3 separate regions of the Homo sapiens genome follow, and regions 1 and 2 are each linked to region 3. Evidence: chromatin contacts called from ENCODE Hi-C data. All regions are on one chromosome and are shown on one strand. The core of a region is the stretch at or near the end of the contact, and the rest is flanking DNA. Distances in the headings are between cores, read along the strand shown. Region 1 overlaps AUTS2 (activator of transcription and developmental regulator AUTS2). Region 2 overlaps AUTS2 (activator of transcription and developmental regulator AUTS2). Region 3 has its middle 170 kb from the start of CT66.

What was found. Hi-C counts contacts between places; a loop is a spot of excess contacts on that map. Pooled maps may share reads with other maps.
Region 1: a loop to region 3 is called in a map with no recorded cell type, with 4 times the contacts of the local background. The contact joins two enhancer-like sites. A Hi-C loop is called at or near these places in 6 of 37 single-sample maps with no recorded cell type and 4 of 50 pooled maps.
Region 2: a pooled map shows a loop between it and region 3 (3-fold over the local background). The contact joins two enhancer-like sites. A Hi-C loop is called at or near these places in 3 of 37 single-sample maps with no recorded cell type and 4 of 50 pooled maps.

Annotation. Positions count from the first base shown.
Region 1 is chr7:69,803,362-69,806,061 of GRCh38, forward strand. The region is part of intron 1 of AUTS2 (activator of transcription and developmental regulator AUTS2); the gene reads left to right. Among named protein-coding and RNA genes, the nearest start is that of AUTS2, 210 kb to the left of the region's middle. RefSeq lists an enhancer at 772-821. Within about 2 kb of position 1,315, at least 2 of the 41 ENCODE cell types and tissues checked have a DNase peak (open chromatin) inside an H3K27ac peak, as active enhancers do.
Region 2 is chr7:69,737,247-69,739,946 of GRCh38, forward strand. The region is part of intron 1 of AUTS2 (activator of transcription and developmental regulator AUTS2); the gene reads left to right. Among named protein-coding and RNA genes, the nearest start is that of AUTS2, 140 kb to the left of the region's middle. Within about 2 kb of position 1,287, at least 3 of the 41 ENCODE cell types and tissues checked have a DNase peak (open chromatin) inside an H3K27ac peak, as active enhancers do.
Region 3 is chr7:69,428,981-69,431,944 of GRCh38, forward strand. No RefSeq gene overlaps it. Among named protein-coding and RNA genes, the nearest start is that of CT66, 170 kb to the right of the region's middle. Within about 2 kb of position 1,564, at least 10 of the 41 ENCODE cell types and tissues checked have a DNase peak (open chromatin) inside an H3K27ac peak, as active enhancers do.

The sequences.
Region 1 (2,700 bases), core at 65-2,564, 370 kb after region 3:
ATCTAGAAGCCACCGATGCCCACTAATATAACAAAACTCACTGGGTTTGCTTCTCTATAATGATGTTGGATTGCTTTGCTGGAAATCCTTACCATCTTGGTTTCTCTCCTCTGTTTCCTGTAAACACCAAATAAAAGTCCTTGCATACAAATGTTACCATCTTTGGAAAAAAAAAAAGTCCTTGTAGTTGTTAACAGTTACAGAAAATATAACCTGAAGACTTGGAGTCAAAAAACAAATCCCTGCCTTCCCATACAGTCAGTACCAGCTATAAGCTAATTAAACTCAACTGTTCCCACCTGTTCCCGGGGAGGCCTCTAACAGTGGCACATGCTTTTCTCTTTGGGACTTAACATTTTTCAGAACTCTTTAAATTTCATTTTCTAGGCCAGGCATGGTGGCTTTTGCCTGTAATCCCAGCACTTTGGGAGGCCAAGGCAGGAGGATTGCTTGATTCTATGAGTTTCAGACCAGCCTGGGCAACATGACAAGACACTGTCTCTACAAAATAAACAAACAAATTAGCCAGGCGTGGTTCCAGGCACCTGTGGTTCCAGCTACTCAGGAGGCTGAGGTGGGAGGATCATTTGAGCCTGTGTGGTTGCGGCTGCAGTGATCATTGTTTGCACCACAGCACTCTAGCCTGGGTGACAGAGTGAGACTCTTGTCTCAAAGAAAATTTTTTTTCATTTTCCATTGACACCATACTAAACAACGTGTATTTCCAGAATCAACCTTTATTTCCCTAAGAAAATGTAGATTGTGATGTCCCTGGTGAGCAATAAGTTAATATTGGCTGATAGTATTTGAGCAGCAGTGACAGATAGGAGGAAGACAGGAGGGAAGAGATGGGAGTGTTGCTGGGGGAGTGGGTGTGAAACCATAACACACATATATGGTCACGTACACATCTGTAGTTTACTCAAATGGCATTTTCACAAAGCACAGTAGTGTTGCAGGTATCCCCCAGTGGGCACACAGAGCTTTCAGTCCTCACTGTGTGAAACTTCTCATACCTTTGATGTTGAATTTAAGTTCATTAGTGGCTCCTATAGCATGTCAGAGGTTTACCTCACTTGGTTCCTGACTCAACTCTGAAATGCTGAGTTTAGGGTGGATTTGAAGTGTCACCTTCGTCTCTACTTTCTAAGAGTCAGTAAAGAGCTGCCATGATAGTTAATCCTATAGTGCCTCCAATGAAGACTTAAATATACTTACTAGCCCAGACTTTGCTTTATCATTCTCCTGATCTATTAGTTTTATTCCTGTTGACAGCCAAAATGTAGGATCATGAACCCCACAGTTACATGGATGGTGACAGACCTGAGTTGTTGTCGAGAATCGTGCTGAGTTTTGTTATCACATTTCTTGTCTCGATTTGTAGCATCTCTGGATTTTACTTCTTTACCAGAATAGTGGTTATCAAAGTGTGGTCTTCGAAGCAGCAATATCATCATCATCTGGGAACTTGTTTGCAATGCAGATTTCCAAGGCTCTACCATGACTTCCTGAATCAGAAACCTTTGAGGAGGAAGCCAGCAATCTGTGTCTTAACAAGCCCTCCTGTGATTATACCCAACTTTAAGAATCACTACACAGACAGACGTTGCTTTCCTTTTAGTCTCTTGAGCTTGTAACAGTTGATATTTTAACTTTTATATGAGAGAGGACAGTTATATCTTCCTTTAAACTCTTATTTGGTGCAGTTGATTGTCAGATGCAGAGTGCTGATGTGAGGATGGACTGTGAATATGATCCACTGTGGCAGTGTTTATAGTCTCAGCCCAATGCCTTGTTGACTTAAGTAGCAGCCTTGATAACAGGAGATAAATCTGCAAAGATACTGTGAGGTTACATGGCAAGGCTTTTAAAATACACCAACATTACATTTGTGGCAAGTGCTTTGCTCAATGTTGGCATTTTTGAAGTCACCCTTTACCTCTGCCCCCTGCCCAGAAATTTCCTTGTGAGAAATGTTTTTACGTTAGACAAACTGCCATGGGGGAGGATAGTCAGAAAGAGGAGACAAATAATACGCAGAGGCAGACTTTTTTTTACATTTGTTGCTCAGAAGAAAAAAATTCCAATGAAGAATGAAAGAGGCTTCATATCCTGAATAAAGTAAATGATCTGGGTAGGATGGTACAGGAATAGAATGTGACTATAAAAAAGAACCAAATTGTGCAGACAAGAAAATATGAAGGAAAAAAGAATAGGAAAAAGACAGGGAAAATGCAAATTCTTATGGAATATTTTTGCAAATCTGTGTACAGAAGGAACCAAGCAACGCAGATCAGTTCTTCTGAGGCTGGGAGTTCTAAAAATTATGCAGTATCAAGGAAGGCTTTCTTCCTGAGTCAAGTGTAGGAAGCAGAACCAACCTTTATTTCTCTATGAAGATGTATATTGTGATGTCCCCAGTGAGCAATAAGTTAATATTGGATGATAGTATTTAGGCAGCAGTGACAGAAAGTTTTCTTTCTCCTGACTGAATCTCACACCAAGGTCCCTTTTTATTTTTAATTGTTTAGTTTAATTTTTGTTTTTTGTTTTTTGAGACAGGGTCTTACTCTGTTGCCCAGGCTGGAGTGCAGTGGCGCGTTCATAGCTCAACTACATCCTCAAACTCCTAGGCTCACACGATTCCCCCACCTCAGCCTCCTGAGTAGCTGGGACTATAGGCACGTGACACCACACCTG
Region 2 (2,700 bases), core at 37-2,536, 310 kb after region 3:
TAACTCAATTGAATAATAACAAGAGGCTAACATTTATCAAATGCTATTAATGTACCAAGTACTGTGCTAAGTGCTTGTAATATGTTTGTTTATATATTCTTTACAATTATCCTAATTGTATAGATGAGGAAGAAATTGAGGCAAAGAGAGGTTAGATAACTTGCTCAAGGCCACCTAGCTAGTAAAAGTCGGGCAGAGTCACTGTGGTGTCCTCAGAAGCAAGTCCCTGCTTGGGCTAGCATTTTTGCCTAGTCCGGGTTATCTCCAGAACCTGGTCTGCTCCTCATTCCCATATCCCATTAGGAACAGTGGGCATCAGTTGCAAAAGTAGATGACAGTAACACACTCCCTAAGTCCCCAGTCTGCTCCTGGGAGGAGCAGCCTGCCTTGTTCATGGCAGTCATAGCCACAGGGGGATGTTTGAAAGACAGCCCCTTATACAGTGTCTATTGATTTTCTTCACCCTCTTGTTTTGCTCATCCATCCTGTTGTTCTAGGATGCTTATTTGTCATGCATAAAAGCCTTGTTACAGTGAACCCAAACAAGTCATTGACATTTAAAATTAAATTGCAACAGGTATTGTCAATAGCTAAACTGCTCATTGACAGTGCATTGCTAATTGCATTGAGAGAACATCCTAACTGGGTATATTCTGCCAAATCAAATCGGAAACATTGGCTGTCTACCAGCAAATTCATTTTGACTTGCACAGAGTTTGGGGATCCACAGATCCCTCACCAATCTCAAAATACTGTGTTTATGGAAACGCTAATTATTATTTTTTTTTTTGCTGAGGTTCTTTGCAGAGAAGGGGAATTCTGATCATCTTCACTGACTGCTAAGCCAGGAGTCAGAAACTGTGCCTTTGGAAGGGAGAGAACTACAGATTTGGGGTGGAGTAAAGTTCAATGCAAGGGGGTCATTTGGGGAGGTGGGCCATCAGGTTCTTTATCTGTAAATCTAAGCCATATCCTTGGATCCATTTTTTTTTTCCTTCTCTCCTTTTTCATCCCCTTCTCTCTCTTCTATAGGTACATGGGAGGGGGACAAGGGTGGAGACACTTAATTTTTATTAAGCACTGTTCGTGGTATTTTATGTGAATTAATTTGTTTACTTCCCACAATGACCCTGGGGAGCAGATATGCTATCAGGTAAAAAAACTAAGGCACAGAGAGGGTAAAACTCTTCGAAAGAGTCTTGTGGTTAGTCAGCTTCTGTGAGAGTGAGAGTGGGCTGCCCTGAGGCCATCTGTTCCCTCTCCCCAGCTGATATTTTTGTGCTCTCAGGGTAAACATTTAAGCCTGTGAGTTAAACTCAGCCTTGGACTAGCTGAGTTCCTCTGGAGGCCTTGCAAGTAGCAGTTTGGTTGGCAGGGCAATTAAGTATGCTAGGTGCACTGTGCTGAACCCCAGGAGGGAGGGAAGGAATGGAATCTAGTCTTTGCTTGCGTTATACATGCTTATTGGTTTGTGGCAGGCGTGATTGATGCCAGAATCAAAATGACTTAAAGCAGCTTCCCTTGAGAAGCACTACTCTAACGGTTTTTTTTCCTCTTTGTTGCCCTAGGTCCCTTGTGAATAGGATTTAGCTCTGATTCAGCTGCTGCTGTTCTTTTGGTAATCAGTGTGGAGGAAGGAGATGAGGGCTGCTATTAATGGCTTCTTATTTTGCATTCTCCTAATCAGATATCCTGCAGTTATTAGTGTGAATGCAAGATGTTCGGTGGTGTCCCTGGGTGGTTTTCTTAGGTGTACTGGACTGTTAGCTTTCTAAGATGGAATGTTTTATTAGGTTCTGGCCTAGGGGGTTGGTTAGATGGGTGGAGGTTGTTAAAAAGCACTAAAGAAAAGGAATAGGATATAAAACCAATCTTCAGGGGGTGGGAATAACAACCCACCACCTTCACTTCCCTCCCCTCCTGCCCTGAAAACCTTATCTTGCTAATACCCTTCAGATATTAAAAGTGAAATAACAGAGCTATTTACTAGGCAGCTAAATGCAAATTCTCTCCCCCATTAGTTTTAATTAGGATGAAATCATACATTTAAATAACCACTTCTATTACTAATAACTGAACTTCTGATTCACTCTGAACCCAGGCAAATGCCTCTTCTGGTATGAATGGCCCACCTCTGAGTCATTCCGCACCTGCATATTGACACAGCCAGGCTCCTGATGTGGGTACACACATCTGGGATTTAAGGGCATGACTGGCATGTTGAATCTTGGGTATAAAGCTTTCTGCACTATACCCTGGGGACAAACAGGATAGCTCAACTGGAGAATAAAGAGCTTGCAAGCTCAAAAGAAAACAACAACCAAAAATACCTCAACCAAATTCTGCTCTTGCTTCTATCCTACTGTTTCTTTAGGTGTTTAAAGGGCTGTAGTTTTAAAAATCTCCCACCCACCTCATCTTTTTAAGTAAATGTCACAACAGTACTATGTCAATACAGTTGAAAATAAGTATTTGAGTTGAAAGAATTGGCTCTTTGAGGCTTTAACTATCAGATTTGTGCTAATTCTTTACTGTTTCCTTGACATAGTATATGCAGTCTGTGCTAAGAGAGTATGGATGTTGTCGTCGGTGTATAGAATGGTGGCTGTTGTAAACTTCTGTATGTTGGGGAAGGATTGAACCTGCTGTCTGGAGAATTAGAAACCAGCAGCTTGACTTAAATCCCTCAGTGTCACAACC
Region 3 (2,964 bases), core at 314-2,813:
TGGTGTGTAATCCCAGCACTTTGGGAGGCTGAGGTGGGCAAATCACCTGAGTTCAGGAGTTTGAGACCAGCCTGGCCGACATGACAAAACGCTGTCTCTATTAAAAATACAAAAATTAGCTGGGAGTAGTGGTGCACACCTGTAATCCCAGATACTTGGGAAGCTGAGTCAGGAGAATTGCTTGAACCCGGAGGCGGAGGTTGCAGTGAGCCAAGATTGCACCACTGCACTCCAGCCGGGCCAACATAGCAAGACTCCATCAAAAAAAGCAAAACAAGACAAAACAAAAAAACAACACCTCCTTTATACAACTTGCCTTGGTGTGTTGTGATTTCTTACTCTTTTCTCTGTCTTCCACTTAACCAAGAGCTACTTGGGAGCTGGAGCCATAGTCCATTCACATAATAGATGCTCAGTAAGTGCTTGGCGAACTAGACCTTGTTAGCAACTAAGCAAAGTCCTCCTCCCCCTTAAAGCTCTCCTAACTGCTCTTGTACCCACAGTCCTAGCCTTTCCCATATCTAGTACCTCCACAGGTTTACTTTGTGTAGAGCCAGGCTTATAATAGGCGCTCAAGCTGGGCACAGTGGCTCATGCCTGCATTCCCAGCACTTTGGGAGGCTGAAGTGAGAGGATTGCTTGAGGCCGGGAGTTCGAGACCAGCCTGGGCAACAGAGTAAGAACCCCCATCTCTACAAAAAGTAAAAAAAATTAGCTGAGTGTGCTGGCACATGCCTGTAGTCCCAGCTACTCAGGAGACTGAGGCAGGAGGATCACTTGAGCCCAGGAGGGTTGAGGCTGCAGTGAACTATGATTGTGCCACTGTACTCCAGCATGGGCGAGAGTGCAGCATCAGGACTCGAAAAACGAAAAAAATTAGGTGCTCAAAAAATACTATTTCTAAGGCTCATGTGTATGTATCCCCTCCCCCATGAAATGAGGACATAACAGGCCCTCTTAGCTAAAATAAAGGGATCCAGCTGAGGCCAAGTAAATCAGGAAATCGCTGCCAAAAACAGCTAAGCTCACTCATCCATGCTGCCGGCGAGCCAAGAACCACGCGCGCCAGCCCTGCTTTGGAAAGGAGGAGTGCTTCGCGCGTCCCCCCCAACCCCCCACTCCCCTAGAAGCTCTTCTTCCTGCCCTGAGATCCCAAATAAGGCAGCCCAAAGCCCAGGCTAGAGAAAGATAAAGCAGGGATCAAACAAGGCTCTGGGTCCAACTGCAAGGTGCTGCGTGTTTTTAAAGGAGAGAGGAAACAGAATCAAAAGGATGTCTTGTCTGTTTCAGGGACAAGCACAAGCGAAATCACCCAGGCGGTCCGACGTTTCACAGATTTCCCCTAACAGGCCTCAGAACACCGGGAGAGGGTTGGGGGGGCTCTATCCGCCTCTCATTTGGGACCAGGAACAGCTACGACTCTTCTGTCATCAGGCCTTCCTGGGTTTGCTGGGGAGGGAAGGAGGAAGAAAGGAAGGAAGGAAAAGGAGACAAGGGAAGCAGAGAGGAAGGAAGAAAAGAAGGAAGGGAGGGAGGGAGGGATGACATTGCAGCTACTACAGGCCGGCATTCTGCCAAGAGCTTTGCACGTGCCCGCTCCCTGAACCATAAAAGCAGCCCTCTGAGCTTGGTGTCTTTCCTGTTCTAAGGCAGAGGGGACTGCTGCTTGGGGACGTCCTTTGATTTGCCCAGGGGCAGAGAACTATCAAGCGGCAGAGCCGAAAAGACAAGCCAGGGTGTCTGATCGCGATTCTAATAGCTCTCTGGGAGCAGTGGCCCCCTCTCACCTTTCCTTGAGACTTCCCCAAATCTCCAGCAGGACCAAGCTCTGCGTGACATCACGTCACTCTCCCGCTTTCTGCTTGGCGAAGCAGGTCCACGCCTGTGTGGCTTCTCGGCATCAAAGGATTTTTACTCTCAACACCCGCATGCATGCATGTACTTCACACAAGGGCAGAGAGAGCTAAAGATTAGTGGTAAATGGAGATTAGCACTGTCTGCATGAGCCCAAGGCAACTGGGACACTAGAATAGCCCCTTGTTTGAGTATCTGTTCAACATGCCACCTGTGACCACCAGGCCTTCTTTCCTATGTAGTGTTGTCCCTGCCCACCTCCCATCACCCTTGCTCTATCTAACACACTTTTATTTTCTCCTTAGCCCTTGCTACAGTTCAGTATTTATTTATTTATTTTTTCCCAGACAGGATCTCACTCTGTCACGCAGGCTGGAGTGCAGTGGTGCTGTCTTGGCTCACTGCAGCCTCCAACTCCTGGACTCAAACAATCTTCCTGCCTCAGCCCCCTGAGTTGCTAGAATTGCAGGCAAGCACCACCATGACTGGCTTTTTTTGTTTGTTTTTGAGACGGAGTCTCATTCTGTCTTTCAGGCTGGAGTGCAGTGGTGTGATCTCAGCTCATGGCAACCTCTGCCTCCTGGGTTCAAGCGATTCTCCTGCCTCAGCCTCCCGAGTAGCTAGGACTACAGGCGTGTACCACCATGCCCAGCTAATTTTTGTATTTTTTTTAGTAGGGAGTTTCACCATGTTGTCCAGGCTGGTGTTGAACTCCTGACCTCAGATGATCCACCCGCCTTGGCCTCCCAAAGTGCTGGGATTACAGGCGTGAGTTTTTTGTTTGTTTTTAGTTTTTTGTAGAGACAGGGTCTTGCTCTCTTGCCAAGGCTTGTCTCAAACTCCTGGCCTCAAGTGATCCTCCCAACTCTGCCTCCCAAAGTGCTGGAATTACAGGAGTGAGCTGCTGTGCCCAGCCCGGAATTACTCTTACTCAAGTATTTCCTTGTTTAGTGTCTATCTTTCTCACTCGAATGTAAAGCCCAGCTATGACCAAAGTAAGGCATGCCATCCAGGAGTTTGCTGAGTCATACTAGAACCCCATATGAGCTTATTCCACAGGCCAAAGGGTTCTCCTCCGAACCCCTCTACCTAGCACGCCTCCCCACCACT